Linked DNA regions of Homo sapiens: region 1 is linked to region 2. Evidence: chromatin loops called from intact Hi-C (ENCODE). Cell type or tissue: heart left ventricle. All regions are shown on one strand. Links, peaks and the distances in the headings refer to the core of each region. The heading gives the core; the rest is flanking DNA. Region 1 has its middle 14 kb from the start of PARTICL. Region 2 has its middle 29 kb from the start of SH2D6.

Evidence for each region. A loop is a pair of places that touch in the nucleus more often than their neighbours do. Peaks named below come from ENCODE experiments on the same cell type or tissue, not always from the same donor. Only the 100,000 strongest peaks of a DNase experiment are listed, where the experiment ranks them.
Region 1: it touches region 2 in a loop (2.0-fold over the local background); 58 of 110 quality-filtered maps call a loop at or near these places.

Annotation. Positions count from the first base shown.
Region 1 is chr2:85,516,927-85,533,233 of GRCh38, reverse strand. No RefSeq gene overlaps it. Among named protein-coding and RNA genes, the nearest start is that of PARTICL, 14 kb to the left of the region's middle. RefSeq lists a silencer at 5,854-6,045. In heart left ventricle, for the core only: no CTCF peak of the experiment used is centred there; a DNase peak (open chromatin) is centred at 8,873; H3K27ac peaks cover 1,525 bases.
Region 2 is chr2:85,439,107-85,455,413 of GRCh38, reverse strand. It overlaps the pseudogene RNU7-64P and the pseudogene RN7SL251P. Among named protein-coding and RNA genes, the nearest start is that of SH2D6, 29 kb to the right of the region's middle. RefSeq lists enhancers at 1-370, 7,972-8,622, 8,623-9,272, 16,136-16,307. In heart left ventricle, for the core only: no CTCF peak of the experiment used is centred there; no DNase peak of the experiment used is centred there; H3K27ac peaks cover 993 bases.

The sequences.
Region 1 (16,307 bases), core at 5,617-13,616, 76 kb before region 2:
AGTCTGTCGGGACGACAGAGTGAGACTCCGTCTCAAAAAAAAATTTTTTTTTAAATCCTTTGGTATCTCTCATAAATTTAAATTCACATTCCCTAGTATCTGCAGTCCCACCTCTAGAAAGCTATTCTAGTCCAGGCACGGTGGCTCACGCCTGTAATTCCAGCACTTTGGGTGGCCAAGGTGGGTGGATCACTTGAGGTCAGGAGCTCGGGACCAGCCTGGACCAACATGGTGAAACCCCGTCTCTACTAAAAATACAAGAATTAGCTGGGCGTGGTGGTGGTGCCTGTAATCCCAGATACTTGGGAGGCTGAGGCAGGAGAATCACTTGAAACCCGGAGGTGAAGGTTGCAGTGAGCCGAGATCGTGCCACTGCGCTCTCGCCTGAACAACAAGAGTGAAACTCTGTCAAAAGATAAAGAGAGGGAGGGAGGGAGGGAGGAGAAAAGAGGAGGGGAGGGGAGGAAAGGAAAGCCTGGCGCGGTGGCTCACGCCTGTAATCCCAGCACTTTGGGAGGCCAAGGTGGGTGGATCGCGAGGTCAAGAGATTGAGACCAGCCCGGCCAACATGGTGAAACCCCATCTCTACTGAAAATACAAAAAATTAGCCGGGCGTGGTGGCACATGCCTGTAATCCCAGCTACTTGGGAGGCTGAGGCAGGAGAATCGCTTGAACCTGGGAGGCAGAGGTTGTGGTGGGCTGATTTTGTGCCATTGTACTCCAGCCTGGGCAACAAGAGCGAAACTCTGCCTCAAAAAAAAAAAAAAAAAAACGAAAAAAACAAATTTATATATTTTGGATATGGAGTCTCGTTTTGTCACCCAGGCTGGAGTACAGTGGTGCAATCTCAGCTTACTGCAAGCTTTGCCTCCCAGGTTCAAGCGATTTTGGTGCCTCAGCCTCCCAAGTAGCTGGGATTACAGACGCCCGGCACCACGACCGACTAATTTTTTGTATTTTTAGTAGAGATGGGGTTTCACTATGTTGGCCAGGCTGGTCTCAAACTTCTGATCTCAAGTGATCTGCTCGCCTCAGCCTCACAAAGTGCTGGGATTACAGGCATGAGCCACCATGCCCAGCCACAGGTGTATATTTTTTTGGTTCATAGAATAAATTCTGGGAATCTGCACGCCAAACTTTACAATGAGTATCTCTGTGGGTGGGATTTATACTTTTCCTGTACTAACTCGTGTCATTTGAAATTGTAAAAATTTGTAAGAATTATTTCAGCAAGTTAACCAAAAAAGATTAGCAGCAAATGTGAGTTATCTCTAGGGTATGGAGTGTGGTGAATAAACAGGCTATAGGAGCCAGGCAGTAGTGGTTCATTCTAGTGAGCTCCCCCAGTGCAAGGAAAGCAGGCTTTTTTTTTTTTTTTTTTTTTTGAGACATGGTCTTTCTGTATGTAGTGTTGCAATCTTGGCTTACTGCAACCTCCTAGGCTTAAGCAATCCTCCCACCTCATCTTGCCAGGTAGCTGGAACCACAGGTGCATGCCACCACACCTGGCTAATTTTTATATTTTTTGTAGATAGGGGGTTTCACCATATTACTCAGGTTGGTCTCGAACAACTGAGCTCAGGTGAGCTGCCTACCTCGGCCTCCCAAAGTGCTGGGACTATAGGCATGAGCCATCATGCCTGGCCAAAGCAAGCATTTTCTATGGCACACCTTCTATGGGGAAGCTCCCAAATACCAGGTAACCTGCCTCAGAGGTGCCATCACCACTGCAGAGCCCTCTGTGAAAAGAAGGACAGCCAACCCATGCTTCATTGTGTTCATTCTTCTGAAGTCATTTGTCACCTGATGGACCACTGAACTTTTTATTTTATAAATATGCAAAGTATACACAATAGACACCCCCACCCCCACACATATCGTGGATACTGTCACAGTCCCAGCCTAAGCTTCAGTGTCCTGAGATACTCTATATGCAGGGGCAATACTGTCCTAGGCATTCCTTTAGTTTGAGAATCTTACTTGGAGATTGGACTACACTCATGGTGTCTGCAGTCTGGCTGGGCCTTGGGAACTACGTGTCATAAGTTACCTGATGGGTAGCCCTTGTGGGCGTGGCCTGGTGTGTACAGACTCTGCGCTCTCCCTGGAATCCTGCCCATGCCAGGCCTACTGCTGCCACCAACACTGGCACTGCCAGGCTCTGCCCCTTGGCCTCCTGCCATGATTTTTTTTTTTTTAAGATGGAGTCTCTCTCTGTTGCCCAGGCTGGAGTGCAGTGGCGCCATCTCGGCTCACTGCAAGCTCTGCCTCCTGGGTTCACGCCATTCTCCTGCCTCAGCCTCCCGAGTAGCTGGGACTACAGGCGCCCGCCACCATGCCTGGCTAATTTTTTGTATTTTTAGTAGAGACGGGGTTTCACCATGTTAGCCAGGATGGTCTCGATCTCCTGACCTCGTGATCCACTCGCCTCAGCCTCCCAAAGTGCTGGGATTATAGGTGTGAGCCACCGTGCCCGGCCTGTGATTTTTTTTTTGTGATGGAGTCTCACTCTGTCACTTAGGCTGGAGTACAGTGGTGCAGTCTCGGCTCACTGCAACCTCTGCCTCCTGGGTTCAAGCAATTCTCCTGCCTCAGCCTTCCGAGTAGCTGGGATTACAGGCACCCACCACCATGCCAGGCTAATTTTTGTATTATTTTTAATAGAGATGGGATTTTCCCATGTTGGCCAGACAGGTGAACTCCTTACCTCAGGTGATTGGGCTGCCTTGGCCTCCCAGAGTGCTAAGATTACAGGCGTGAGCTACTGCACCCAGCCCATGATCTTGGTTTCTTAGAAATGACACCAAAAACATAAGCAGCCAAAGAAAGATGAGCTAAATTGGATCTCATCAAAATTAAAAACTGTGTTAAAGGACACTGTCAAGAAAGTGAAAAGACAACCCACAGAATGAGAGAAAATGTTGACAAATCCTGAATCTAACAAGGGTTAACAAGGATGTGGAGAAATTGGAACACATGTACACCGCTGGTGGGAATGTAAACTGGTGCTGCCGCATTGGAAAACAGTTCTGTAGTTTCTCAAAAAGTTCAACATAGTTACTATATGACCCAGCAGGCCCACTCCTAGGTGTATGCTCAAGAGAGCTGCAACACATGTTTACACAAAAACTTGTACACAAATGTTCATAGCAACTTTTCATTGTAGTCAAAAGGTAGAAGCAACCAAATGTCCATCAACTGATGAATGGATAAATATAATGTGGTATATCCATATAATGGAATATTATTTGGCCATAGAAAGGAATAAAGTACTGATACATGCCACAACATGAATGAATCTTTTTTTTTTCTGAGACAGAGTCTCCCTCTGTTGCCCAGGCTGGAGTGCACTGGCATGAACTTGGCTCACTGCAAAATTCTGCCTCCCGGGTTGAAGCAATTCTCCTGCCTCAGCCTCCCAAGTAGCTGGGATTACAGGTGCCTGCCACCATGCCTGGCTAGTTTTTTGTATTTTTAGTAGAGACGGGGTTTCACCATGTTGGCCAGGCTGGTCTGGAACTCCTGACCTCCGGTGATCTACCCGCCTTGGCCTCCCAAAGTGCTGGGATTACAGGCATGAGCCGCCGTGCCCGGCCAACATAGATGAATCTTGAAGACATTATGCTAAGTGAAAGAAATCAGTGACAAAAAGCATACACTGTATAGTTCCATTTGTATGAAATGTCCAGGCTGGGTGCAGTAGCTCATCTTGTCATCCCAGAACTTCGGGAGACCAAGATGGGAGGATCACTTGAACTCAGGAGTTTGAGTCCAGCCTGGGCAACATGGTGAGAACCTGTCTCTACAAAAAATACACAAATTAGCCAGGGATGGTTGGCACACACCTGTAGTCCCAGCTACTAGGGAGGCTGAGGTGGGAGGATCACCTGAGCCTGGGAGGTTGAGGCTGCAGTGAGCTGTGATTGTGCCACAGCACTCCAGCCTGGGTTACAGAGTGAGACCCTGTTTCAAAAAAAAAGGCAGAATAGGCAAATCAAATCCATAGAAACAAAAAGTAGATTCGTGGTGGCCAGGGGCTGGTGGAAGAAGGGAGTGGAGAGTAACTGCTAATGGGTATGGAGTTTCTTTTTGGAAAGATAAAAATATTCTGGAATTAGATAGTGGTAATGGTTACAAAACGCTATGAATATACTAAACATCACTGATACACATCAAAAAGGTGCGTTTTATGGTATGTGAATTATATCTCAATTACAAAAATTGTCTTTTTATGTTTGGAAAAATAAGAGAAAACGACCTATACTGCCAGCTCGTTAGCAAAACTACTGTTAACATCCCTTTTGGGTTTTTAAAAAGTATAATTTAAATATATTTATAGGTAAATAGTGTAAATGTATTAGTTTCATCAAAAGTTAAATCATTGTATTATTAGCATTTTTCTGTCATCACCTTGTCTTTATATTCGTGATCATTAAGCACTCCGTGATAATAAATTCAAAGGATTTTCTGAGCAATTCCTGAGTGTTGGACATACAGGCTGTTTGAAGTTAGTTTTCCATTACTTAAACAACACTGTAAATGAACTTCTTGTGCATAGAAGTTTTTTTTATATTTGGAATTCTTTCTTTAGGAAAGATTTCCCAAAGTAGAGTAATAGGTCAGAGTAGAAGTACTGGGTCAAAGCTTATTGATTTGTGCTGCTGCAGTTATTTCCCAAAGAGACAAGTGGCTTTGGACCTGGTCAGTTCCCTTGCCACCTGTTCCTGATGTTATGCACCAAATGGGAGAAGGGAGAAGATGGTGACTGCTCCAACTTGAAAGCTCTGGATGATCAAGGAGTTTCAAGCAGTCAGATGGTCAGCCAAGCACCAATGGACAGAAAGCACCGGGAGCGATCCCTTACTTGAGCATTTTAGGGCTGTTCAATCTTCTTTGATTGATTGAGGCTCCTACTTGTGAAAAGGTGAAATTCATGGGGTTCTATCACTCTATTAACTTCCCTAGGACAATAGACAATGGTTCAGACACCTGGACTCATAAAGTAACCACCATACAGGCAGAGGATGTGAACAGATTACAAGAAATACAAATAGCCAATAAGTATGTGAAAAGATATTCAACCTCACTCATAGTCAAAGAAATGTAAAGCAGAATGAGTTTCCACTTTTCATCATATTGGAAAACAAATAAAAATTTTGTAATGCCCAGTATTTACAAAACTATGGAGAAATAGACACCCTCATACTTTGTTGCTGGGAGTGTACAAACAGATTCAGGTCTTCTGGAGGGTAATTTAGCAGTGTCTGTCAACATTTTGAGTGCAGGTACTGGTTGATTCAGCAATTCTACTACTAGGAATTTGCCCTAGTGGTAATTTTGCTGGCAAAATTATGCCAAAATCATGTACAAGGATGTTCACTGCAACATTATAATAACAAAAAACTGGAAAACACTTAGACATCCATCAGCAGGAGACTGGTTAAATATATCCATGTAATGGAAAAGTATGCAATCACTGAAATAGGAGGTAGAAGTATATATGTTGATAGGGAAACTTCTAAATACGTTATGCCAGAAAACAATATGCAAGGTAATATGATCTCATTTGTGTTAGATTAAAAAGAGGTATACAGGTATATGTAGACTTTTCAGGAACGATTCAAAACAAATGGTGGTAGCGTTTGGAGAGTGGCTCTGGGGACTGGAGGGAGAAGGTAAATTTTGCTTTTTGTTTGACACTTTTCTATATTATTTGAATTTTCTATACTAGGTGAATGTAAGTCTAATTTTTAAAAACGTATTTTTAAAATAAAAAATTTTTTTTTTGAGACAGAGTTTCGCTCTTATTGCCCAGGCTGGAGTGCAGTGGTGAGATCTCGGCTCACTGCAACCTCTGCCTTCCGGGTTCAAGCGATTCTCCTGCCTCAGCCTCCCGAGTAGCTGGTATTACAGGCATGCACCACCATGCCTGGCTAATTTTTGTATTTTTAGTAGAGACGGGGTTTCTCCGTGTTGGTGAGGCTGGTCTCGAACTCCTGACCTCAGGTGATCCGCCCGCTTTGGCCTCCCAAAGTGCTGGGATTACAGGCGTGAGCCACCGAACCCAGCGAAAATAAATAAATATTTTGAAAGCAGACAAGGAACATGGACAGACAACGAAGAGAGAGAAGAGGAATCCCTCAGATGGGAGATTATGGTTTGTTCTGACATAGGACAACCTTGTTTTTTAGCTGCATTAATGAAAGCATTGTGACCAAATCATTTGTTTTTTCTGAAGACCACCAGGGAAGCATCCTGGAAGATGGAGAGGAGATAAGAGACTAGAGTCGAGGGGACCAGTAAGAAGATTTCTGCAACAGAGCAGGGCTCAAATTTAAGAGGTGATGGTGGGGGTGGAGGGGCAGCCCCAGATAGGAAAAGTTATTGAAAAGACAAACTGACAGCGTTGGTGCCTGATTGGATGAGACGAATGAGAAAGAAGGAGGGATTAAGGAGACAGTGCAGGCGTTTGCCTTGGGTGACTGAGTGGATGGCAATTCTGCCCAAGGGAACACTCAGAAGGAGAGAGAGAGTTCAAGACCAGAAAAGGATGGGGAAGAAAATAATGAGTTCAGCTTTGAGAATAATAAGTTGAGGCCAGGCACGGTGGCTCACACCTGTAATCTCAGCACTTTGGGAGGCCGAGGCAGGCAGATCACCTGAGGTCATGAGTTTGAGACCAGCCAGACCAACATGGTGAAACCGTGTTTCTACTAAAAATACAAAAAATTAGCCAGCCGTGGTGGCACGAGCCTGTAATCCCAGCTACTCGGGAGACTGGGGCAGGAGAATCGCTTGAACCCGGGAGGCGGAGGTTGCAGTGAGCCAAGATCACGCATTGCACTCTAGCTTGGGTGACAAGGGCAAGACTCTGTCTCAAAAAAAAAACAAACAAACCAAAACCGAACAAAAAATCCCGGGCGTGGTGGCTCACACCTGTAATCCCAGCACTTTGGGAGGCGAGGCAGGTGGATCACCTGAGGTCGGGAGTTTGAGACCAGCCTGACCAACATGGAGAAACCCCGTCTGTACTAAAAATACAAAATTAGCCAGATGTGGTGGTGTATGCCTGTAATCCCAGCTGCTCGGGAGGCTGAGGCAGGGGAATCACTTGAACCTAGGAGGCGGAGGTTGCAGTGAGCCGAGATTGCACCATTGCACTCCAGCCTGGGCAACAAGAGCGAAACTCCATTTCAAATAAAAATAAAAATAATAAATAAATAAATAAAAATAAAAAAAGAAAATGGTGAGTTGAGGAACATGCTGCATGTGAACACATTGAGTAGATCTATGGATCTAGTGCTCAAGAATTCTGGGTTGAAGATGGATGAGGTAGATGAGACGTAGAGCAGTTTGCTTTTGAAGACAGCAACATCAGAGAAAGTGGCAGTTGAAACTCGATATGAGGAAATTGTGTAGGCCAAATGAGTGGGACTCTAGAGATCACCTACCCTTAAGGGTTGGGCGGAAGAAGAGGAACCCGGCAGTAAGGCTGAGAAGGAGTGATCAGACCTGGGAGAGGAAAACCAGGAGGGAGTGGGGTCACAGATGACTGTTCTGTGCTCCTGGCTGGACACTGGGACTACAGGTGTGTGCCACCAAACCCAGCTAATTTTTGTATTTTTCTGTAGAGATGGGGGTCTTGCCATGTTGCCTAGGCTGGTCTTGAAAGCCTGGACTCAAGCAATCCGCCTGCCTCAGCCTTCTAAAGTGTGGGATTACAGGCATGGGCCACTGTGCCCAGCCAAGAATGGCTTTTTAAATGGTTAGACTTGAACATGAACTTCCTGGTGAAACTATGGTCACATACATCATGACTGCAGACAGAAGGGGCAGGTAGGGCTCCCTGCCCTTCTCCCCTCCCAGTGGAACTGCCTTCCTTCTTGAAAGCAGCCTCCTGTAACCTCTGTGGGCCCCTCCACAGTAGGCAAATTACAAAGCATTTCTGTCGGGAGCTTCCTTCCAGTTCTCTCCCTTCACTCTGGGACCCTCTCCCCTCCACCCCAGGATGTCTGTCCAGCATTGCTCTCTCCTCCCAATGTCTCAATACCTTGGCCTGCTTGGAACATGCCTCTGGTGGGGGCAGGGTGGGGGAAAGGGTAGCCACGGCAGATCCGACCCCCTAGGTAGCCAAGGGTCCGTTTAGATTACCCTAAAGTTTGTGTTTTGTTTGTGTTTAGACAAAAACCGTGAGGCAGGAGCAATGACATTTGCAGAGCACACTGTAGGGAAGAAAATGCAGGAGAAATCCTTCTCTAGCTCTGTCTGTCCAATTTGTAACTTTAGATCTCAGAAAGATGAAAAGCCGAGACAAATAAATCTGGGTGGCTGAATGCAGAAAAAGGTGTTTGTTGGGAGAAGCAAAGAGCTGCCGACCTTGCAGGGTACACTGTGCTGCTGGCCCTGTCACACGATGCTTTATCTCTCCATCAGCGCCTGAGGCCTAAGCTTGGTGGCTGCAGAATCACAAAAAAGGCAGTGGCTGAGCTTAGCCTAGAAGGCTGTGGAGTGCTGGGCCTGCTGCCTCCCCATCCCTCTGCCCTGCCTCTCGCTCTCTCTGCTCCATTTCCTGCCTCAGAACCCTGCTCTCTGCTCTTGTCTCTTTTGGTTCCTCTATTTATACATTTATGTTTTTGGAAGAGGGCTAGAGGGAATCTAAGGTTTAGGGAGCTGCACAACTCATGGGCAGATCCCAGAAGCCTGGCTCTTCTCCACTCCAGCAGGCAAAATTCATGTCTTTTCTTTCTTTTCCTGTGCTGGACAGAGCCAAACACACACTAACAGCGTTAACACGATAAATATCAGCAGTCCTGACCTTTCTCTGTGGATCCTGGAGGCTCGCTGACTCCCAAGCTCTGAGTTGCTTGTGCTTAAAGTGGATTAGCACTTACCGTTGGCTGCAGGGCCCCGCACTGGGGTTTGATGGGAATCAAAATAGAGATTACCTTATTTGACTTAAAAAAAAATTTCCACTTGAAAGATAGAATTCCCCAGAGAAATCCACTGGAGCTTATACATATACAACTTTAAATTGGATTTTAAAAATAGTTTGCCAGCTGTTTGCTAGGTCGTGTTTTAGGCTCTTGTGCCTGATTGATGTTGGGTCCTTTGGGAAACAAGGCCAAGAGGGGATTGAGGGGCTGCCAAGCCTGCAGGGTCCTGGATGCCTGGGGACTTTCTCAGGAGCCCTGGTAGCTGTTGCCAGGGCCTTTAGAAGCCCTCAGATCCTGGCACCGAGGTCTGCCTCTCACCCAGAGAAAATGATCACAGAGCTCGAACCACCTCCCCCAAACCTCGCCTCATCCCTGCACTGCCCTTCTCAGCCAAGGTCCAAAAGAAAGAAACGAAGGAGGACTGTTCTCAGCTGGATGGATCTTTCACACTCTGTGCAGCTAAATGTTTATTTTAGTTCCTTGTATGACCTTCAGGTGACCTTTCATCCATCCCCATCTGCCTGAACTTTCATCCATCTCCTTCCTCTATTGCTGCCTGACTGGTGTTCATCGCTCAGGTCTCAGCCAGAGTGTCACCTTCTCAGGGAAGCATGAGGGGCAGCAGAGTGTGGTGGTCAGGAACACCAGTGTGTCAGGCTTTGAATCCTGGTTCAGCACTTACAAGCTGTGTGACCTTATGGATGGTCACTCGACCCCTCTGTGCCTATCAATTTCCTCTTCTGTGAAATGGGGATCATGATAACACCTACCTCATTAGGATTGTTGCACGGTGAGGATCCAGTGAATTCCTACATGTTGTATGGAATATGTAAAATGCTTAGAATATGGCCTGCCATGCAACAAACATCTGCTCTTACTACTCTCTAAAGCAGGGGGTCCCCAATCCGTCACCCCAATACCAGTCTGTGCCCTGTTAGGAACCAGGCTGCACATTGGGAGGTGAGCACAGGCCAGTAAGTAAAGCTTTATCTGTATTTACAGCCACTCCCAGTACGCAAACAGAGTTTGCGTTACCACCTGATCTCTGCTTTTTGTCAGCTCAGCAGCAGCACTGGATTCTCATAGGAGCTGGAACCCTATTGTGAACTGAGCACGTGAGGGATCCAGGTTGTGTGCTCCTTATGAGAATCTAATGCCTGATGATCTATCACTGTCTCCCATCCTCCCCATATGGGACCATCCAGTTGCAAGAAAATAAGCTCAGGGCTCCCACTGATTCAACATTATGGTGAGTTGTATATTATTTCATTACATAGTACAATGTAATAATGATAGAAATAAAGTGCCCAGGCTGGGCGTGGTGGCTCACGCCTGTAATCCCAGCACTTTGGGAGGCTGAGGCGCGTGGATCACAAGGTCAAGAGATCGAGACCAGCCTGGCCAACATGGTAAAACCGCATCTCTACTAAAAATACAAAAATTAGCTGGGTGTGGTGGCATGCAACTGTAGTCCTAGCTACTCGGGTGGCTGAGGCAGGAGAATCGCTTGAACCCGGGAGGTGGAGATTGCAGTGAGCCAAGATCACGGCACTGCACTCCAGCCTGGCGACAGAGCGAGAGTCCATCTCAAAAAAAAAAAAAAAAAAAAGAAAGAAAGAAAGAAAGTGCACAATAAGTGTAATGTGCTTGAATCATCCACAAACCATCCCCCTTACCAAACTGTCTATGGAGAAATTATCTTCCACAAAACTGGTTCCTGGTGCCAAAAAGTTTAGGGACCACTGCTTGCTCTAAAGTACGTATCCCAGTGGTAGTGGTGGCTCACGCCTGTAATCCAAGCACTTTGGGAGGCCGAGGTGGGATCACTTGAGTCCAGGAGTCCAAGACCAGCCTGGGCAATACAGCGAGACCCCATCTGTACAAAAAATACAATAAATAAATGAAGTACATGTCCCAAGGCCCAGTTGCCTGTGGCTGCCCTGTGCTCCTCCAGCCTCCAGTGCTTTTGCTGTGCAGCATCTGTCCTTGTTTATCTTTATTGCCTGGTTTATGAGATGCTGAAGAAGTATTTGTGACTACAATAATGAATGATTTTTTTTTCTTTTTTTGAGACAGAGTTTGGCTGGAGTGCCAGTGGCATGATCTCACTGCAACCTCTGTCTCCTGGGTTCAAGCGATTCTCCTGCCTCAGCCTCCCACGTAGCTGGGATTACAGATGCCTGCCACCATGCCCAGCTAATTTTTGCATTTTTTGTAGAGATGGGGTTTCACCATTTTGGCCAGGCTGGTCTTGTACTCCTGACTTCAGGCGATCTGCCCGCCTTGGCCTCCCAAAGTGGTGGGATTACAGGCGTGAGCCACTGTGCCTGGCCTAAATGAAATATTTTTAAAAATTGCTAGGCTGGGTATGGTGGCTCACACCTGCAATCCCAGCACTTTGGGAGACTGAGGTAGGTGGATCGCCTGAGGTCAGAGTTCGAGACCATCCTGGCTAACATGGTGAAACCCCATCTCTACTAAAAATGCAAAAATTAGCTGGGCACAGTAGTGCGCACCTGTAGTCCTGGCTACTCGGGAGACTGAGGCAGGAGAATTGCTCGAACCTGGAGGGTGGAGGTTGCAGTGAGCTGAGATGGAGCCACTGCACTCCAGCCTAGGTGACAGAGTGAGACTCCATCTCAAAAAAAAAAAAAAAAAAAAAATTGCTAAAAGACAAATGTGATCCAGAAGAGAGAGAAACTCGGGCACTTGGGTCATTTTTCTCCATCTATATTTGCTCTATATGTAAACTTGGTCCTTTTGTTTGTTTGTTTGTCTGACTGTTAAACAGAGAGAGTTGATGAGTTTTGAGTTCTGGGATTAGGAGGATAACGTTTTGTAATTTTTTTTTTTGCAGGAGACCTCTGCCACATCTAGTTTTTCAAAATTTAATTAAATATTAAATGCTTGCAAAAGAAGAGATCACATGAACAGAGTATAAAAACTGGACACCCTACTACCCACACCCAGTTTAAGATACAGATTACAACCAACACCGTTAAAGCCCTTTTGCATGCCCTTCTCCATCCCAGCCCCCTCCTAAATTTTGTTTATAATGATCTCGCTTTTCTTCATAATTTTACCTCCAAAATATGCATCTGTAAACAATATGCTGTTTTTGCAAGCTTTTGAACATTATATAAAATAAATCATACTGCATGTATTCTTCAGTTTGCTATTCTCACCTCTCCACATGATGTATGTGACATCTCTTTGCTGCAGCTGTAGCTCTCTAATATTCCACTGTGTGACCCTTCTGCTGTTTTCTTCTCCGTTCTCCTATCAATGGACATTTGGGTTGTTTGCCTTTTTTTTTTTTTTTTTTTGAGACAGGGTCTTGCTCTGTCATTCAGGCTGGAGTGCAGTGGCAGGATCATGACTCACTGCAACCTCTGCCTCCTGGGTTCAAGCAATCCTCCCACCTCAGCCTCCCAAGTAGCTGGGACCCCAGGCGTGTGCCACTATGCCCGGCTAATTTTTCTTTTTTTTTTCTAGACGCAGGGTTTCACCATGTTGCCCAGGCTGGTCTCAAACTCCTGGACTCAGTGATCCACCTACCTTGGCCTCCCAAAGTGCTGGGATTACAGGCGTGAGCCACCATACCTGGCCTTGAGATTTTTTGCTATTACTGGCAAGTGCTGCTATGTTTTTTTTGTTTATTTGTTTGTTTTTTTTGAGATGGAGTCTCGCTCTGTCACCCAGGCTGGAGTGCAGTGGCACAATGTTGGCTCACTGTAACCTCCACCCCTGGGTTCAAATGATTCTCCTGCCTCAGCCTCCCGAGTAGCTGGGATTATAGGCACCTGCCACCACGACCGGCTAATTTTTGTATTTTTACTAGAGACGGGGTTTCACCATGTTGGCCAGACTGGTCTGGAACTCCTGACCTCGTGATCCACCCGCCTCGGCCTCCCAGAGTGCTGGGATTACAGGCATGAGCCACCATGCCTGGCCACACAAATGCTGCTATGAACATTTTTGTGTGTGACTACTGGGGTCCATGGTCAAGAGTTTCTCTGGGGATATTTCTGGGTCCTAAAGTTTGCACATTATCAGCTTATCTTTATGATGTTCGATTGATTTTCCGGAGGAGTTCTCCACCTTCCCATGTAGTCCCAAGCCTCAGGCCCTGCTGCATTCATCTTTGGGGTCTATTAGACCTGTTGGAAAGGGACTCTGAGGCAGGGCCAGGGAGAAGCTTGTCAGCTTGTACCACAGTGGCCACACTTCTGGGAGCAAAAGGTGACAACTTGGCCTAGGTGATTAGGGGGATCTCCTCTGTGGTGTTCTCTCCATCTCACAGGCACCACTCAGAGCCATACAGACAAGAGCAAACTCTGTTGACCCAAAGCCAAAACATCCCAGTGAAAACTAAACAGGTATCTGGAAACAAGCAGTGTTTTTTACTAATCCACTTATTTTCTTTTCAAGCTAATAAAGGTTTTAATATTTCCTCAACTAAGTGAAATTGGAATTTTAAAAAATTAATTTCCTTATTATAGCTTGCCTTTAAAAATCATTGCTTTGGCTGGGCACAGTGGCTCATGCCTGTAATCTCAGCACTTTGGAAGGCCAAGGTGGGAGGATCACTTGAACCCAGGAGCTTGAGACCGGCCTGGGCAACATAGTGAGACCCTCGTCTCAATTTTTTTAAAAGTCATTGTTTAACTGGGCATGGTGGCTTGTGCCTGTAATCCCAGCTACTTGGGAGGCTGAGACAGGAGTTGCTGGGACCTGGAGGTTGCAGTGAGCCAAGATTGCACCACTGTACTTCAGCCTGGGAGTCAGAGCAAGACTCCGTCTCAAAAAAAAAAAAAAAGAAAAACACCTCATTGTTTTAAAATTCAAAATTGTTTTGATGGTAGTAGGCTTTCAATAAATATTAAACTTTTTTGAGCATTTTGTTACTTCAGTCAGTAGGATTGTTCAGGGATCTATTTGCCAAAGCCAAAAGTAGAATCCTTTCTTCTATTTTTTTCTACTCTACACATTGTCTTTATAATAATAATTTAAAAGAAGGATGTAATAGTGAAAACTAGTGAGTGAATCCCTAAGGCCTTTCGTGACTTTCTCCTGGAAACTGACCTATTTTGATACTGTCAGCTCGATAGGGTATCCTGGCATAACTTTTCTGTCTAGGAAGGAGCTCAGTTTATTGACCACTCATACATCTTTTTGAGAAGGCACATTGATCCTTCAAGAAAATGATCCTCCAGAAATTGTGATTGGTACAATTTGTAAGCAAAACCTCTTGTTAAAATCAGTAAGTTAGGCCGAGAGCGGTGGCTTATGCCTCTAATCCCAGTACTTTAGGAGGCTGAAGCAGATGGATCACTTGAGGCCAAGAGTTCAAGACCAGCCTGGCAACATGAAAAAACTCCATCTCTACTAATACAAAAATTAGTCGGGCGAGTTGGCCCATGTCTGTAATTCCAGCTACTCAGGAGGCTGAGGCACAAGAACCGCTTGAATCTGGGATATGGAGGTTGCAGTGAGCCAAGATCATACCACCATACTCCAGCCTGGGTGACAGAGCGAGACTCTGTCTCAAAAAAAGAACAAAAACAAAAAAACCCAAAACAGTAACTTATAGAAATAAGCTAGTATTGTGCAGAAACCTAGTTACACCTTGCCTAAGCTAAAATCTTAGTCACCTTTGGGTCACTAGCACACTCTTTTTCTCCGATCACATGCAGTCATAAAATCTTGCCAATTCATCTTTTCTGATGTTTCTCCTGCCCATTCCTTCATTGTTTTGGGGCCTTTTCCACGTCATGCCTATACCAAAAGGGACTGAAACTTAAAAGTTCCCTGTCTGAGTTCCTCCCCATTCTAACTCACCATTCCTGGATTAATCTTTAAAAAATAAAAACTAGGCTGGGCGGGGTGGCTCACGCCTGTAATCCTAGCACCTTGGGAGGCTGAGGCGGGCGGATCACCTGAGGTCAGGAGTTCGAGACCAGCCTGGCCAACATGCCGAAACCCTGTCTCTACTAAAAATACAAAAATTAGCCAGGCGTTGTGGCATGCGCCTGTAGTTCCAGCTGCTCCAGGGACTGAGGCAGGAGAATTGCTTAAACCTGGGGGCAGAGGTTGGAGTGAGCTGAGATCGCGCCACTGCACTCCAGCCCGGCTGATAGAGCAAGACTCCATCTCAGAAAAAAATAAATAAATAAAAATAAAAACTAAAAGAATAGCAACAACAAAACCCACATCTAAAAACTGTTTTTCTCATGATACCTCGCTTCTTCTCCACTCTCAAACTCATTGGCTTCCACAGAGTAAAATTCAGATCATTTAGCCAAGGCACATGAATCTCTCCCCAAACTCCTTTGACTCCTATGGCCATCTCTGCAGAAGCTTACACAAACACACCCCATTTGAAGGACAGTTTCAGGGCTCAGGACCCCTGCAGCTGGCGAAAGACCATGGGTTTCAAGTGCCTGCTCTGTGACAAGGCTTTGCCTTCCCAGGTTATCATCCCCTCTCTGCACTCCCAGCCCCGCAACATGCCACGTTCTTCAGACACATCCAGCCTGTCTTGGCCTCCACAGCTTCATTTTCTTTTTGTTTCTTTTTTTTTTTTTTTTTTCTTTGAGACGGAGTCTCTCTGTTGCCCAGGCTGGAGGGCAGCCGCATGATCTCGGCTCACTGCAACCTCCGCCTCCTGGATTCAAGCGATTCTTCTGCCTCAGCCTTCGGAGTAGCTGAGATTACAGGGACGCGCCAGCATGCCCCGCTAATTTTTGTATTTTTAGTAGTGACAAGATTTTACCATATTGGCCAGGCTGGTCTTGAACTCCTGACCTCAGGTTATCCACCCATCTCAGCCTCCCAAAGTGCTGGGATTACAGGCGTGAGCCATCATGCCCTGCCACAGCTGCACTTTGGGCATCTCCCTGCCCAGAACCCACCACTCTGCTGTTTCCAGGTCCCAACCACCTTTCAGGGCCTCTTCTCATCTAAACCTTCTCTGACTACCTTGGCCTTTGTGCATCTCCCCTTCCTCTTGACTTCTGTCCTGGCCCAGAAAATACAGGTCATTCTGTGCAGGCTGCCCAACTGGATTGCCAGGCCCCAGAGGGCAGGGATGATGGCGATCAGGTGGTGCAGGCCCTTCCACATCTTCTTTGCCTGTAGGTGTTGCCTTTCAGGACATGATGGTGAACATGATCATGCAGGAAAAATAAATAAATGAAAAACAAACATTAATACAAGAATCATTCTCTCTTTTTCTATTGCAGATTAGGCCCTCCTTCTGTCTCCCCCGACCCTCGCCCCCCCACCCCCAATCTGCTACAAAATATCCAGTATAACTCCTTTATCCTTTCGTGTGTAAAATAAGGAAGCTAAATTCTAGAGAATAGAGAAGT
Region 2 (16,307 bases), core at 3,863-11,862:
CACCTTTAAGAGCTGTAACACTCACAGTGAAGGTCCACGGCTTCATTATTGAAATCAGCGAGACCACGAACCCATCAGAAGGAACCAACTCCAGACACACTGGGAGAGACCAACCCTCTTTGTTTCCTCTGGCCAAAGCCTGCCTGTCTTTCTATGCCCATATACATGCCTTTACTTCCTTCCTGTTGGGATTAGAAGATTAGAACCCAGGATTTGTGACTAGTGGCCAGGTTATAATTTTTTTTTTTTTTTTGAAACTGAGTCTTGCTCTGTCATCCAGGCGGGAGTGCAGTGGCATGAACATGGCTCACTGCAGCCTCGACTTCCTGGGGTCAAGTGATCCTCCTGCTTCAGCATTCCATGTAGCTGGGACCACAGGCATCCACTACCATGCCTGGCTAATTTTTTTTTTTTTTTTTTTTTGAGACGGAATCTCGCTCTGTTGCCCAGGGTGGAGTGCAGTCGCACGATCTTGGTTCACTGCAATCTCTGCCTCCTGGGTTCGAGCAATTCTCCTGCCTTAGCCTCCCGAGTAGCTGGGACTGCAGGCGTGCGCCACCACTCCCGGCTAATTTTTGTATTTTTATTAGAGACGGGGTTTCGCCGTATTGGCCAGGGTGGTCTTGAACTCCTGACTTCATGATCCGCCCACCTCAGCCTCCTAAAGTGCTGGGATTACAGGCATGAGCCACCACGCCTGGCCTCCTTCCTGCTTTCTAAACATTCTTTCTTGTTTTCTAGGCTGAACATGTATTATGTTATAATTATAGGATGAACATAAACCTTTCCGAAGAATGAATTGCCGCTAAGGAGAGGCTGAAGGGCAGGGTGCGGGACAGGAAGGTGACTGTTGAGAACATCTGGGAGGGGAGCCATTGACTAGTGTTGGCCTTGGGTGGACGGGGACGGGGAGGTGGAAAGCTCTGTGGCTTCATGCCATGTTTAATTCAGACCTGGGCTTGAACCCCAGCTTTGCCTTTGCTCCTTAATCTGTGACCTTGGGAAAATTAGTTAACACTGAGTTTCAACATTTACTAAATTATGTGGCCTTAGGAAACTAATCTAGCCTCTTTAAGCCTCATCCATTCAACAGTTTTAGTATCTAGGAAATGTTAAATCAAGTTTAATCTAAAGCTGCCTCCTTACATTTTTTCTTATTTATTTATTTATTTATTTATTTATTTATTTATTTATTTATTTGAGACAGAGTCTCATTCTGTTGCCCAGGCTGGAGTGCAATGGCGTGATCTTGGTTCACTGTAACCTCTGCCTCCCGGGTTCAAGTAATTCTCCTGCCTCAGCCTCCCAAGTAGCTGGGATTACAGGTGCACACCACCACACCCGGCTAAATTTTGTATTTTCAGTAGAGATGCGGTTTCACCATGTTGGCCAGGCTGGTCTTTAACTCCTGACCTCAGGTGATCCACTTGCCTCGGCCTCCCAAAGTGCTGAGATTACAAGCATGAGCCACCGCGCCTGGCCTCCTTATATATTTTAAGTTTGGCCTAAAGGTTTCTCTGTACATCATGAACTACAGCCTAAATGGAAGCGTAAACAGACTGTAATCTACTCTTGGGCCAATCACCGAGTTTTGGCCATTCAAATGTGGCCAACTGTTCAAACTGTGTTCAAATAAGGCAAACGCAAAACTGCAACCAATCCAGCTGTTTCTGTAACTCGCTTCCGTTTGCTGTATGTCTCTTTCCTTTTTCTGTCCATAAATCTTCTTCCACCATGTGGCTACACTGCAGTCTGTGGGCCTACTCTGGCTCAGGAGGCTGCCTGATTTGGGAATCATTCTTTGCTCAGCTTTTACATTTAATTCAGCTGAAGCTTTTCTTTTAACAGGAACTATGTACCAGACACTGTTCTACCTGCTAGGCTCTAGCAGGAAATAATTCAGGCAAATTCTTCATCTTCATGGAGTTTTTATAGTTTAGAGAGGAGAGGGACATAATAAATAGCCAAGAAGAAGTATAGTGACTCGTGCCTGTAATCCCAGCACTTTGGGAGGCTAAGGCAGAAGAATCACTCGAGCCCAGGCATTTAAAACCAGTCTGGGCAATATAGTGAGACCCCCCCCAATCTCAACAAAAAATTAAAAATTTAGCCAGGCATGGTGGCACACACCTGTAGTTCCATTTACTCAGGATGCTGAGGATGGAGGATGGTTTGAGCCTGGGAGATTTAGGCTGCAGTGAGCCATGATCCCACCACTGCACTCCAGCCTGAGCAACAGAGCATAAGACCCTGTCTCAGGGAAAAAAAAAAAAAAAAAAAAAAGGCCAGGTGCAGTGGCTCACACCTGTAATCTTAGAACTTTGGGAGGCCAAGGTGAGCGGATCACTTGAGGTCAGGACTTCAAGACCAGATTGGTCAATATGGCAAAACCCCATCTCTACTAAAAATACAAAAGTTAGCCAGGCATTGTGGCAGATGCCTGTAATCCCAGGTACTCAGGAGGCTGAGGCAGGAGAATTGCTTGAACCCGGGAGGTGGAAGTTGCAGTGAGCCGAGGTCGCAGCACTGCACTCCAGCCTGAGGGACGGAGTGAGACTTCTTTGCCCCTATCCAGCGGGAAGTAGCTAGAGTGATCATCGCCCAATTCAGGAAATTCGGAAATTTGTGATATTTTATTTTTATATATGTGCACTCATGTGCACACACACACACACATACACACATATATGATATGAAAAAAATGCAGAGGAGGAATCTAGAATGTGGAGTGTGGGAAGATTTCCTCGTCTTAAAGTAGTGTGGGGAGGCCTCACTGAGGGGTGACATCTGAGCAGAGACCAGAAGGAAATAGAACAGCCAGCTTTGTGAGTGTTTTGGGGGAGAGAATTCCAGGCTGAGAAGACAGCAATACACTCAAGGCAAGAGTGGGCTTGCAGTGTCTGAGGCCAGTGTGGCAGGGGTCAAGGGAAAAGTCAGTGGCAGGAAATGGAGCCAGGGAGGTGGCAGTGGGCCAGATCACACAAGGCCTGGTAGGCTGTGGTCAAGACTTCAGTGGCTAGGATTAGTGGCAGCAGGGCCAGTGGTGGGTATATTTTGAAGGTAGAGCCAACAGGGTTTGCTGATTTTTTTTTTTTCTTTTTTGAGACAGGGTCTTGCTCTATCACTCAGGTTAGAGTGCAGTGGTTGCAATCTTAGCTCACTACAGCCTCGACCTCCTGGGCTCAGGTGATCCTCCCACCTCAGCCCCCCTAGTAGCTGGGTGTACATGCAAGCACCACCATGCCCGGCTAATTTTTGTATTTTTTGTAGAGACGGGGTTTTGCCATGTTGGCCAAGCTGGCCTTGAACTCCTGTACTCAAGTGATCCTCCCGCCTCGGCCTTCCAAAGTGCTGGGATTACAGGCAGGAGCCACCACGTCTAGCCTTGCTGGTTATTAATGTCGATCGTGAGTAAATGAAACAGGTCAAGGAAGAGTCCTTTGTCTGGTTTTGGTCTGAGCATGGAGAAGGTGAAGGTATCGTTTACTGAGTTTGGTAAGGCTGCAGAAGGAGCAGGTCTAGGGTAAAAATAAAAGTTTAATTTTGGATATTGTGCCAGCTGTGTCTATTAGACACCCAGGTCAAGGTGTTGATTAGGCAGTTGGATATTCAAACCCAGAGTTCAGGGGACAGGTCAGGGCTGGAGATACAAATTTGGGAGAGGTCAGCATAGAGAGATTGATCTTAAAGCCATGAGCCTGGATGAGGTCACCTGGAGTGTGAACAAGGACAGAGAAGAGAAGGACTGACTCCTGCGGCCGTGCAGTATTTTGACACCAGGAAAATGAAGAGAAACCAGAAATATACATGGGGGAGGAGGGGCCAGTGACATAAAAGAAGGTCCAAGAAAGGGTGGTGTCTCAGAGGCCAAGTAAGGATGTGTTTAATAAACATGATCCCAGCCAGGCATGGTGGAGCACACCTGTAATCCCAGCTACTTGGGAGGCTTAGGCTGGAGGGTCACTCGAGCCCAGGAGCTCAAGGCCAGCCCGGGCTACATAGTAAGATCCTGTCTCTAAAAAAATAAAATGTGAACCCTTGTGTTTCTGTTTCTAGTGTTGTTGATAGACTGAATTCATGCTATAGGTGGGTGATTCTGCAAGCACTTTGTTAGCAGTTACTCTGGAGGCCTGGTGTCATTATGGATATATTAAAGAAAGGCTGCCCTTTTTTTTTTTTTTTTTGAGAGACAGGATCTCACTCTGTTGCCCAGGCTGGAGTGCAGTGGCATGATCACGACTCACTGCAGCCTCCACTTTCCAGGTTCAAGTGATCCTTCTGCCTCAGCCTCCTGGGTAGCTGGGATTACAGGCTCACACCAGCACAGCTGATTAATTTTTTTTTTATTTACTTTTATCTTTTTTTTTTTTTTAATGAAATGGGGTCTTGCTATGTTTCCCAGGCCTGTCTTGAACTCCTGAGGTCAAGCAATCTGCCTTCCTTGGCCTTCCAAAGCACTGGCATTACAGGTGTCAGCCACCACTTCCGGCCATTAATATTTAAAAATTTTTTTTGTTGAGATGGGGTATCTATGTTGCTCAGGCTGGTCTCAAACTCTTGGGCTCAAGCGATCCTCCTGCCTCAGTGTCCCAAAGTGCTGGGATTACAGGCATGAGCCACTGTACCTGACAGAGGCTGCCATTTTTAGTGGCCAATCCATCCAGTGTAATCCAGCAGTCTTCTTCTTCCCCCTCACACAGCCACCTGCAGTGAAAATCGGGAGGGAACAGGCAATGAGGGTGCCGTGGGGAGCAGCACTTGGCAGGAGACCATGGATGGAATTCCAGGTAGGCAGGTGGGGCCTGACAGCCACAGTAGAGCTTTGGTCTCTGGGGAGCCTGGTGAGTGTCAGGTGAGACCCTGGCCCTTCAGTACAGTGACACTTTGGGCAGAATGAGGAAGCAGGAAGGGGTCCCAGGTGTTAGAACAGATGAGTTCTTTGGTGAGTACACAAATTTTCAGGTGGTAGAAACACCAAATGGAGCCTCCAGATCCCTTCTTTGTGACCCATGGCCTGTCACACCATAGATTAGCCATCCCCTCACCCTTCTCCATCCTTGGGAATCCCCTCTCTGATTCCAGCCCCATGACTTGACCTGTTCTTCTCCCTCCAGCAGCACGGGCTTCTGATCCTCTCAAGTCAGAGCCCCTCTGGTTCATGGGTCCCTTCCCGGAGTCTCTCACCCCAGTGGTGTCCTCAGATCCACCCTAGAACTGAGCCTGGTTTCACAAAACAGCCGTGGCAGCTACTTTCTGTCCTCTGAAATAAATAAAAGTCTCCTCTTGTCCCTGTTGCATTACTAATCAGCCACAGCTCATACCCTCTGAAGCCTTCTTATTATCCTGCTTCCTGAGAACCTGATTCTTCTAGGCACTCTGTGATGTTTAGAGAGATACCTGCTTTATTTTATTTATTTTTATTTTTATTTTTATCGTGACGGAGTCTGGCTCTGTTGCTCAGGCTGGAGTGCAGTGGTGTGATCTCAGCTCACTGCAACCTCTGCCTCCCAGGTTCAAGCAATTCTCCTGCTTCAGCCTCCCAAGTAGCTGGGATTACAGGCATGTACCACCATGCCTGGCTAATTTTTTTTATTTTTTTTTTGTATTTTTATTAGAGATGGGGTTTCACCATGTTGGCCAGGCTGGTCTCGAACTCCTGACCTCAGGTAATCTACCTTCCTTGGCCGCCCAAAGTGCTGGGATCACAGGCGTGAGCCACTGTGCCCAGCCAAGCCCTGCTTTACTAAAGTTAGCTTTTACGTCAAAGACAGAATGTGAAGATATAATAGATGAGGGCTCATCTCAGAAAATCCCCACGGATCATAGAGGTGGGGTGAGAAGGAACTGGAAGGAGGAGGGGATCGCAGGAGGAGTCACCCTTTCAGCTAGAGAACTGTGCATTTTCCATGTCACGCAGGGACAGTCTCTTTTTGTCATCCTGTTGTAATGTGCAACACTCTGTTCAGTTCATGGCCAAGGAACAGAATGTCTCACCACAGGAGGCCTCACCCCCAGGGAGCCAACCCACGGCCTTGGTCTTCTGAGCAGGGGCATTAACAGAGCCAACTGCACGAAAAAGAACTCATGAGGCACAGGGCCCGTGGGCCAGTGGGTCTGGTGGCCAGGGATGTGTGTGTGTGTCCTGGGAGAAACCGCAGGGCCTCGGGGTGCCCTTGGAAGAACAGCAGACCCCTTCCCTCTCTCACTGCATTCAGCCAGCATCCTCAGCCACTGCTGAGGGGCTGTTCTAGGGCCCAGCTCGAAATCCAGCTCATAAGAGACGACCCAAGAAGAAGAGTCCTTGACCCTCTTCTTGAGATCTCCATAGACAAGTTGTGGTGAGATATTTAAGAACTCAAGGTCATTTACAAAGCAAAGAGAAGATAATAGGGAAGTGGGGCAATGATATGAAAAACTGAGGGTGCCCCAGTTAGCTGTGACCTTGAGTCTTCTTAATTCTTGGATCCTCAACTTTCCTAAGAAACAAGGAGGAAAATACCATCTGTTCTTCGCTTCTGCCTTGGGCGTCCAGTGGGGTAACAGGTGGAGGGCTGTGAGGGGAGAGAGAACTGGAGCGGGGGCCTGTGATGGGAAGAGCCTGTCTCTGGTCATTGCCTTTTGGTTCTCAAGGAATGTTCAAAGCAGAGGAGTTTGTCCTTCCTCATCCCAAGCATAAGAGTTAAGCGAGTTGTGACCTTGCCGTGTGAGCTCAGATAATAAAAAAATTCAGTGGTTAATGAAGCCTTATCTTTGGAAAGACATACAAAAGACTGGTAGCACTGCTTGCCCCTGGAGGGTGGAGAACGGGGCAGCTGAGCCATAGGTGCATGGGGGGAGAATTGTTTTTCTCTGTATTATACTCTTTTGCACTTTTTAAATGTAATACAATGTGATTGTAATATCTAGTAACAAATAAAGAGAATTCAAACTTAAAAGTGATTCAAGTGAGCCAGGCGCGGTGGCTCATTCCTGTAATCCCAGCACTTTGGGTGGCTGAGGTGGGCCAATGACCTGAGGTCAGGAGTTCAAGACCAGGCTAGCCAACATGGTGAAACCCTGTCTCTACTAAAAATACAAAAATTAGCTGGGCATGGTGGCGGGCACCTGCAATCTCGGCTACTCGGGAGGCTGAGGCACAAGAATCACTTGAACTCGGGAGGCGGAGGCTGCAATGAGCTAAGATCATGCCACTGCGCTCCAGCCTGGGCAGAAAGTGAAACTCCGTCTCAAAAAAAAAAAAAAAAAGAAAAAAGTGATTCAAGTAATTCAAGGTTCTAGGAATTGGTTCAGGGTTGGGGCAGAGTCAGGAGTTAAACTTTATTCTTTTTTTTTTTTTTGAGATGGAGTTTCGCTCATGTTGCCCAGGCTGGAGTGCAATGGTGCGATCTCAGCTCACCACAACCTCCACCTTCTGGGTTCAAGCGATTCTCCTTCCTCACCCTCCCAAGTAGCTGGGATTACAGGCAAGTGCCACCACTCCTGGCTAATTATGTATGTTTAGTAGAGACAGGGTTTCACCATGTTGGTCAGGCTGGTCTCCAACCCCCAACCTCAGGTGATCCACCTGCCTCGGCCTCCCAAAGTGCTGGGATTACAGGCGTGAGCCACCACGCCCAGCTAAACTTTATTCTTTAGATCTCCTCTCAGTGAAAGGACAGGAGAGTAGAAGGAGGACTTGGAGTGCTCAGCAGGCTGGGCCTCCTCATCGCTCTTTCCAGCGAGCCCTTGCCTACACTGCAGGCCTCCCTGCCAGGCCTAAGTCTGGGAGAGGTGGGTGCAGTTGGCACAGCCTGTGCCTGCCCTCCAGCGCAGGACACCATGTTCTTGCCTGCCCATGAGTCCAGCTGCCTGAGCTCACCAGCAGCAGTAGTTGCATATGCTGCAAGAGCCGCTGGGAGGGTTGGCCGGGAGTCATGAAGGTGGGTGCGTGGTCCCCCAGAGACGGTCAGACTGGGTTGAGGACAAAGGGCAGGCCCCAGATACAATGGGCAGACTGGAAAGGCCTTGTTCAATCCTGGCATCAGCGAGGAGTCCAGTGATGGCCACGGCCACTGGTCCTTGGCCAGAACTGGAGGAGCCGGTCCTGTAGCCAGCCTCAATCCCCAGGCAACAGACCCAATCCTACCGATGCCAGCCTGAGCTCAGCAGGACAGTTGAGTATTGTCTAAGCAAACAGCTATGGTAAAGGGAGGCACAGCTCCAGTGCTCCAGGTACCCTCCCTGCTCCTCAGCCTGTCTCCAGTCCCTCCCAGACAGCTGTGGCTCTGGCATGCAACTACCCTAAATCCACAAGTCCTGGTCTCCCAGCCTCCTACATCTACCACTGCCCATGGGAAACACTGTTCTCTGCTCCCTGTCCCAGCTGGTGTCCTGTGACAGTCGAGCATGTGGCAGGAAGCCTGCCTCCTGCTCAGTGCGTGTGTATGGGGCAGGACTAAAGTAGCAGGAGGATATGGGAAGACCCTGTGGTGTGACTCCTGGTGCTGCCACTTCAGCTCCCTGGGCCTCAGTTTCTCCACCTAGGGCCTCCCTACGTTGCAGCATCGTCACTAGGATCCCTCAAAACACTAATCGCAAGAGCACTTTGTAAGATGAGGCATGCATTTGATATGCGTCGAGTTATTATTTGTCACATTCTCATTACAGAGCTCTTAGTAAGTAGATGCTGAATGAATCCTGGTCCTGAGCTGATGACACCTGAGGGCTGTTGAAGAGTGACAGGCCCCAGCCTTCCTACATTGGGCCTGCATGTCCAGTAAAAGGGGAGAGCCAGAGGAGGAAAGTCCATCTTCTCACGGGATAAGAAGGTCTGGAGACTTCCCAGGGGCTGTCTGACCTCTCCCGGAAGAGGAAGTGGGCTGGTGTGGACAGACCCTGAGGGGCAGAGCCCGCAGGGAGCCCTGCCCCTCTATTCCACTGCAGAGGTCCCTGGAGGCGGGGCTGTGGTCCCCGCACTGCTCTTAGGCTGCCCATGCAGAGGTGCGGGGTTGACTCAGAGATGCTCAGAAATGACCTGGAAATGGAGGGTCTGAGGAGCTCCAGGCTGCCCCGTTCCTCCTTGCCACCCTCTCCCTGATAGCAACAGGCAAGGCCAGGAGGCTTCTGGGAACCTGCTGCCTAATTCCCACCCCATCCCCCAAGCAAGGCCTGCTTCCAGATCCTTAGGTGGCCCTCCTACGCTTTCAGAAGGAATAGAGCTGGACCCTAGGAGGCTGAGGCAGAGGGGGCATGAACAGATGCATTTTCAAGGGCATACCAGGTGCAAGAGGCTCTGGGTGCTGGGGACAGGCTGAGCTCACCCACCCCTGGCCTTGCATCAGCTGCAGGGCTGGCTGCCAGGCCCTGGGAATTAGGCAGCAGGCTCCCAGGAGCCTCCCAGCCTTGTCTGTTGTTATCAGGAAGAGGGTGGCAAGGAGGAGCAGGCCAGCCTGGAGCTCCTCAGCCCCTCCATTTCCAGGTCACCCAGCTGTCCCAGCTCCCAGCTTCCCAGGCAGTGAACATTCTGTGCAATCAAGGGCAGGCACAGCCTAGGGCCTGGGAGATCACCCAGCCTGCCCAAGGCCTCTTTGCTGGAAGCCTTCCTAAGTTTGTGGACATCTCCCAGGCTGATCTGGGAACTGTGGGGCTGGTTTCTCTCTGGCCATGACATCACTGCTTTAAAAACAATCTTCCAGCTGGGTGCAGTGCCTCATGCCTGTAATCCCAACACTTTGGGAGGCCAAGGCAAGAGGATTGCTTGAGGCCAAGAAGTTCGAGACCCACCTGAACAACATAGTGAGATTCTGTCTCTACAAAATATTTAAAAAACAACCAGACATGGTGGTGTGCCCTATAGTCTCAGCTACTCAAGAAGCTGAGGCAGGAGGATTGCTTGAGCCAGGAGTTCAAGGCTGTAGTGAGTCATGATTGCAGTACTGCACTCTGGTCTGGGCAAGAGAAACCTCGTCTCTAAAAAATTAAATATAAAAATGAGCCCCCAGCAACAGCTGCAGGTGCCGCAGATGCAAGCTGACAGTGTATGAGAGAGGCTTCCAAAGTGGCCATGGATTATTGCCATTGCATCTCAGGGCTGAAGGTGACAGGAGGTTCGCAGGTGAGACACCTGGCTCAGTTGTTCTCCCTGGGACCCAGCCCCAGTGTTTGGAATTGCCTGGTACCTTCTTTATCTCCGGATCCTCTTGGGGTGCAAAAGTGGATGTACCCTGGGAAGAAAAGTGTGTTCTGAGCATGAGGGCTGCTATCTGGGATGTCCTGAGAGCAGAGCTGAGGTCTACAGGCAAAGGAAGGGAGACCGGAGAAGGGACTGGAGCAGAAAGCAGGCGGGGGAGCAGGAACACGGGCTCATGGGAGCCTGGGGCCCTTGTCCTGGTCAGTCCTAACTTAGTGCTCTGGCCTCGGTTTCCCAATCTCTCTTCCTTGATTCCTTCCCACAGGCAGGACTTTCCCTTAGCTGAGGAGCTGCTAGAGGAAAAATGGAGTTACCCTCTCCCCTCCATTCACAGACTGCTCTCCCCTCCGTGGGCCTTAATTTCCTCATCTATAATGTGAGGAGACAGGACAAGGCAGTCTCAGAGCCCAGCAGCTCAGATGTCCTAGGAATCTATGCTATTATGACTCAGCCAGAACCTCCCTCTCTTTCAATGCTCTTTCCCCACCCAGCCCCTACCCTGGTGCCTGTTGTGCTTTTGCTCCTCATCTCCCACCTTCTGTCCCTCCAACTTCCCGGCTGCATGGAAGCTGGGCAAATCCACATTAGAATGTCTGAAACCCATGTTTGACTTTTATCCACTGTATCTCCTGGGAATCCAGAGTGCATGGTGGAGGGGCACTTCTCCCCAGAGGACACTTAGGAGGGCACACCTGGTGGAGCTAAGTAGAAGGGCTGGTGGGGGGCATCGGGGAGAGGGTGCTGGGGTGAGTAGGGTGGGAGTTGGGAGGCAGCCCAGGCTGTGAGAGAGGCATAGTCCCAGGCAGTAGGAATACTGGAGTTGGAAAGGCCCTTAGGGATCCTTGAGGCCAACCACCCTGCCCGTCTCACCCCATTTTAAAGATGAGTAAACTGAGGCCCAGCAAAATCAAGTGACTTGAAAGAATATATATACACACATATATATGCGTATATATGTGTGTGTGTGTGTGTGTGTGTATATATATATATATATATTTTTGAGATGGAGTTTCACTCTTGTTGCCCAGGCTGGAGTGCAGTGGCATGATCTCAGCTCACTGCAACCTCTGCCTCCCAGGTTCAAGCGATTCTCATGCCTCAGCCTCCCAAGTAGCTAGGATTACAGGTGCCCACCACCATGCCCAGCTAATTTTTTGTATTTTTAGTAGAGATGGGGTTTCATCATGTTGGCCAGGCTGGTCTCAAACTCCTGACCTCAGGTGACCCACCCACCTCGGCCTTCCAAAGTGTTGAGAATACCAACCACCACCACCTCGCCCAGCCAAGAAAATATAGTTTAACATCAAGAAAGGAGGAAGAACTTGACTTCCATTTAAAAGATGGCCCTTAAATGGAATAGTTTTGCACAGAAAAAGCTCATGCTGGTTGCAGTGAGCTGAGATCGCACCACTGCACTCCAGCCTAGGTGACACAGTAAGACTCTGTTTCCAAAAAAAAAAAAAAAAAAAAAAAGCTCATGCCACAGGTTGTGTTTTTCTCTCTCTCTTTTTTTTTTTTTTGTCACCAGTGATGACATGGTGATCATCATCATGGTTCATGGGTGTTCTGAGGACCAGATTTGGAAACTACTGTCCTGACGTCCTTCTGCTGCTGCCACCTCTCTTTCTCTTCAACCAGCTTTGCAAAGTAAAGAAAGGGAACACTCAGGAGAATTTAGATCAAAAGTACTTTTATTTATTTACAGAGACAGGGTCTCACTATGTTGCCCAGGCAGATCCTGAACTCCTGAGCTTGAGTGATCTGCCCACCTCAGCCTCTCAAAGTGCTGGGATTACAGGCACGAGCCACTGTGCCCAGCCCAAAAACACTTTGAAAACAACTTCAGTATCCCCCAAAATGTTCACTGCAGACATGAGGGCAACAGGAGCACAGTTGCTCAGAGAGGTGTGCAGGCAGAGGCCCAGCTGGGGTCCCTGGGCCAGGGCTAGGACTTACTCCATGCTGGGCAGAACCACGGAATGTAGGTAGGCAGGTAAGTACGAGGTAGGTGGGTGGGTAGCTCGCTGGCTCCTCTTGCATCGTTAGCACTTAAGAGTTCTGGGAGTATTGATTCTGGGAAGACAGTGAGTGTGCTGGGCCCTATCCTGGTAGAGAAAGGCTATTTCTCTACCTGGCTGAGTCTTCCCCTGACTCAAGGGTTCCTAGAGACTGGTAGTGAAGCTGGGGAGGGAGAATCTTTCAGCAGATGTAGAGGAAAAATGAGATGCTGGTTTGGTGCCTGGCACATAGTAAGCACTCAATTATTATTTGTGAGTGAACAATGGAATGTATGGTATAGTTTATGGTAAATTCAGAGATGACCAGACAAGTCTAAGTTCTATTAATCGTTCTACCATTAACTGCTCTGTGCTTCAGACGAATCTCCTGACCTCCCTGGACTTCAAGGACATGTGTGCCTGTACTGGCAGGAGTCTTCCTCTTCTTCTCTTTTTAAAAGATGGGGTCTTACTATGTTGCCCAGGCTGTAGCGCCAATGGCTATTCACAGGTATGATCCCACTATTGATCAGCACAAGAGTTTTAACCTGCTCTGTTTCCTACCTGGGCAGGTTCACCCCTGCTTAGGCAATCTGGTGATCACCCACTCTTGGGAGGTCACCATATTGATGCCACTAAGTTCAGACTCCAGAACAGCATAGCACACTACAGCCCAGAACTCCCAGGCTCAAGCAATCCTCTTGTCTCAGCCTCCCAAGTAATTAGGACTACAGGCACACATCACTACCTCTGCTAATATTTTTCTTTTTATTTTTTTGTAGAGACAGGGGTCTCACTATGTTGCCCAAGATGGTCTCAAACTCCTGAGCTCAAGCAATCCTTCCTCCTTGGCCTCCCAAAGCACTAGGATTACAGGTGTGAGCCACTGCACCCGGCCTGGAGTCTTCTTTACAAAGATCAGAAGCCATATTCCCACTAGCTTAAACCAAAAAGGAAATTTCTAGCTCACATAACTGGAAGGGGCACTAAGGCAAATGCTGCGGCTTTGGGGCAGGACCCAAAGTCTCCAAGACTCTTTTTCTTTGTCTTTGCTTCACTTCTGCTCTATCCACATCGCAGGGAAGGTGGCCATTTGCAGCTCAGATTTGGAAAGAGGGCTGGCTTCTCTCTCTCAACATCAAGAGGTTTTCATGGGCCCTGTTTGGTCCCAGTCAGACCTAGGTCACATGCCTGATCTATAGTGGGGGAAGTGGATTGTGCTACCAGAAGGGGAACAGGAAAGCCCGGTGAGCAGACAAAACAATAATTATTAATGTTACAGCTCTTTTAGTATTCGTCTAGCAGCCTTTCCAGTTTTTACCAGAAAGCCCCCTGAAAAAAATTTTTTTTAAAAAACAACAACAATAATTATTACAGTACCTATAGTGCCTAAAGACGTCATAAGTATGTGTGTATATTGGGAAAGACTGAGTCCTTAAAAATGCAGCAAAAAAGTGACCTGAACCAAGCTTTGCCAAATCACAGTTATTAATATTATTAGGTACCAATCAGATGGCTCTTATTGCATGTCAAGCTCTGTATTAGGCTAAGTATACAGGTTTTTGTTTTGTTTTGTTTTTGTTTTTTGAGACAGAGTCTCACTCTGTCACCCAGGCTGGAGTGCAGTGGCGTGATCTTGGCTCACTGCAGCCTCTGCCTTCCGGGTTCAAGTGATTCTCCTGCCTCAGCCTCCCGAGTAGCTGGGACTACAGGTGCACGCCACAACGCCCAGCTAATTTTATTTTTATTTTTATTTTTTTTAATTTTTAGTGGAGATGGGGTTTCACCATGTTGGCCAGAATGGTCTGGATCTCCTGACCTCGTGATCTGCCCGCCTCGGCCTCCCAAAGTGCTGGGATTACCGGTGTGAGCCACCACACTCAGCCAGTATATGGACCTTTTAAACTTTTAAGTTCAGGGGTACATATGCAGGTTTGTTACGTAGGTAAACTTGTGTCAAAGGGGTTTGTGGTACAGATTATTTCATCACCCAGGTATTAAGCCTTGTACCCATTAGCTATTTTTCCTGATCTTCTCCCTCCTCCCACCCTCCCCTCTTCGATAGGCCCCAGTGCGTGTTGTTTCTCTCTACATATCTATGTGTTCTCATCACTTAGCACGGGCACCTACAGGTAAGAACATGCGGTATTTGGTTTTCTGTTCCCGTGTTAGTTTGCTAAGGATAACGGCCCCCAGCTCCATCCATGTCTCTGCAAAGGGCATGATCTCATTCTTTTTCTATGGCTGCAAAGTATATGTTAAATCCATGTTTTGTTTTTTGAGACAAGATCTTGCTCTGTTGCTCAGTCTAGGGTGCAGTGACGTGATCATGGCTCACTGCAGCCTCAACCTTGAAGACTCAAGTAGCTCAGACTATAAGCACACACCACCACACCCAGCTAATTTTTTTATTTTTTTGTAGTGATGGGATTTTTTTATTGGCCAGGTTATTCTCGAACTCCTGAGCTCAAGTGATCCTTCCACCCTGGTCCCCTGAAGTGCTGGGATTACAGGTGTGAGCCACTGCGCCCAGCCTATACATGTTATTTACATCATTTCTCATCCTCACAACAATCCTGAGACATATGTATTATTAGCCCCATTTTAAAAGTGGAGAGACTGGCCGGGCACGGTGGCTCACGCCTGTAATCCCAGCACTTTGGGAGGCCAAGACGGGTGGATCACTTGAGGTCAGGAGTTCAAGACCAGCCTGGCCAACATGGTGAAACCCGTCTCTACTAAAAAAAATACAAAAATTAGCTGGGCGTGGTGGCAGGCACCTGTAATCCCACCTACTCAGGAGGCTGAGGCAGGAGTATTGCTTGAACCCGGGAGGTGGAGGTTGCAGTGAGCCAAGATTATGCCACTGCACTCCAGCCTGGGTGACAGAGTAATACTCGGTTTCAAAAACATAAAAGTGGAGAGACTGAGGCTAAGGTTACGCAGGAAGTGAGTGGTTGAGCCAGAATGAAACTTGGGTCCTTCTGCCCGTGTTTTCACCAAAGATCAGACTGCCTCTTCAGAAACCAAAGCTGAAAGCCTGGCAGAAGGTTGCTTAGACCATGCTCTGAGCCCCGGCAGGTATGGTTTTGCTGAGGCTTTCATGCCCTTCTCAGCTGCACACTCCTTCAGCTTCCCTGTGCTACAGACCCTCCCCGGCCTCTGGAGACAGGTAACCCACTGTCTGTTTGTAATACACGGGCTTCTTCACCAAAAGGCACTTTTTTTTTTTTTCTTTTTGAGACGGAGTCTTGCTCTGTCTCTCAGGCTGGAGTGCAGTGGCGTGATGTCAGCTCACTGCAACCTCCACCTCCAGGGTTCAAGCAATTCTCCTGCCTCAGCCTCTCAAGTAGCTGGGATTACAGGCATGTGCCACCAGGCCTGGGTAATTTTTGTATTTTTAGTAGAGACAGGTTTCACCACGTTGGCCAGGCTGGTCTCGAACTCCTGACCTCAAGTGATCTGCCCGCCACAGCAGGCTGGGATCATAGGTGTGAGCCACCTCACCCGGCCTCCAAACGGCAGTTCTCAAAGACTTAATCCCCTAGTCGGTGACCCTGCCTAGAATTTTCTAGAGTCTGGCCGGCTGGTTGGGAGGAAATGGGGATGGGGTGCTTAGAGGGATGTTGGCATGGTGAAAAATCAAGGGGACTCATCTCTCGCCTGAATGATCAGAATACCTGTAGCCCCTAAATGTTCCCCTGGCCTCTGTGCAGCCCCTCTGGCCCATTCAGCACTACACAACGAGAGTGATGCTCCTAGGATACCATCATCCCTCCTGCATCCACCCCTGCTCAGAGCCTCCATGGCTCCCCAGTGCCTTATGGAGGCCTCCCAGGCTCCTCCAGACCTAGCCCCTGCCGACCTCTCCAGCTTTCCCCACTGCCCCTCACACTTGCGAAGGCATGAGACTTGGAACCCTGGCCATATGTGGCTATTTAAAAGTAATTAAATCGTGAATGAACAATTCAGTTTCTCAGTTACATTAGTCACATTCCAAGTGCTCAATGACCCCCAGTGGCTGGTGGCTACTGTACTCGACCATGCAGATACAGAACGTTTCTATCATCACAGAAAGTTCTATTGGACAGCACTGGATTGGACTTTTCACTTAACAAAGGAGGCCCTGATAAAAGAATGTT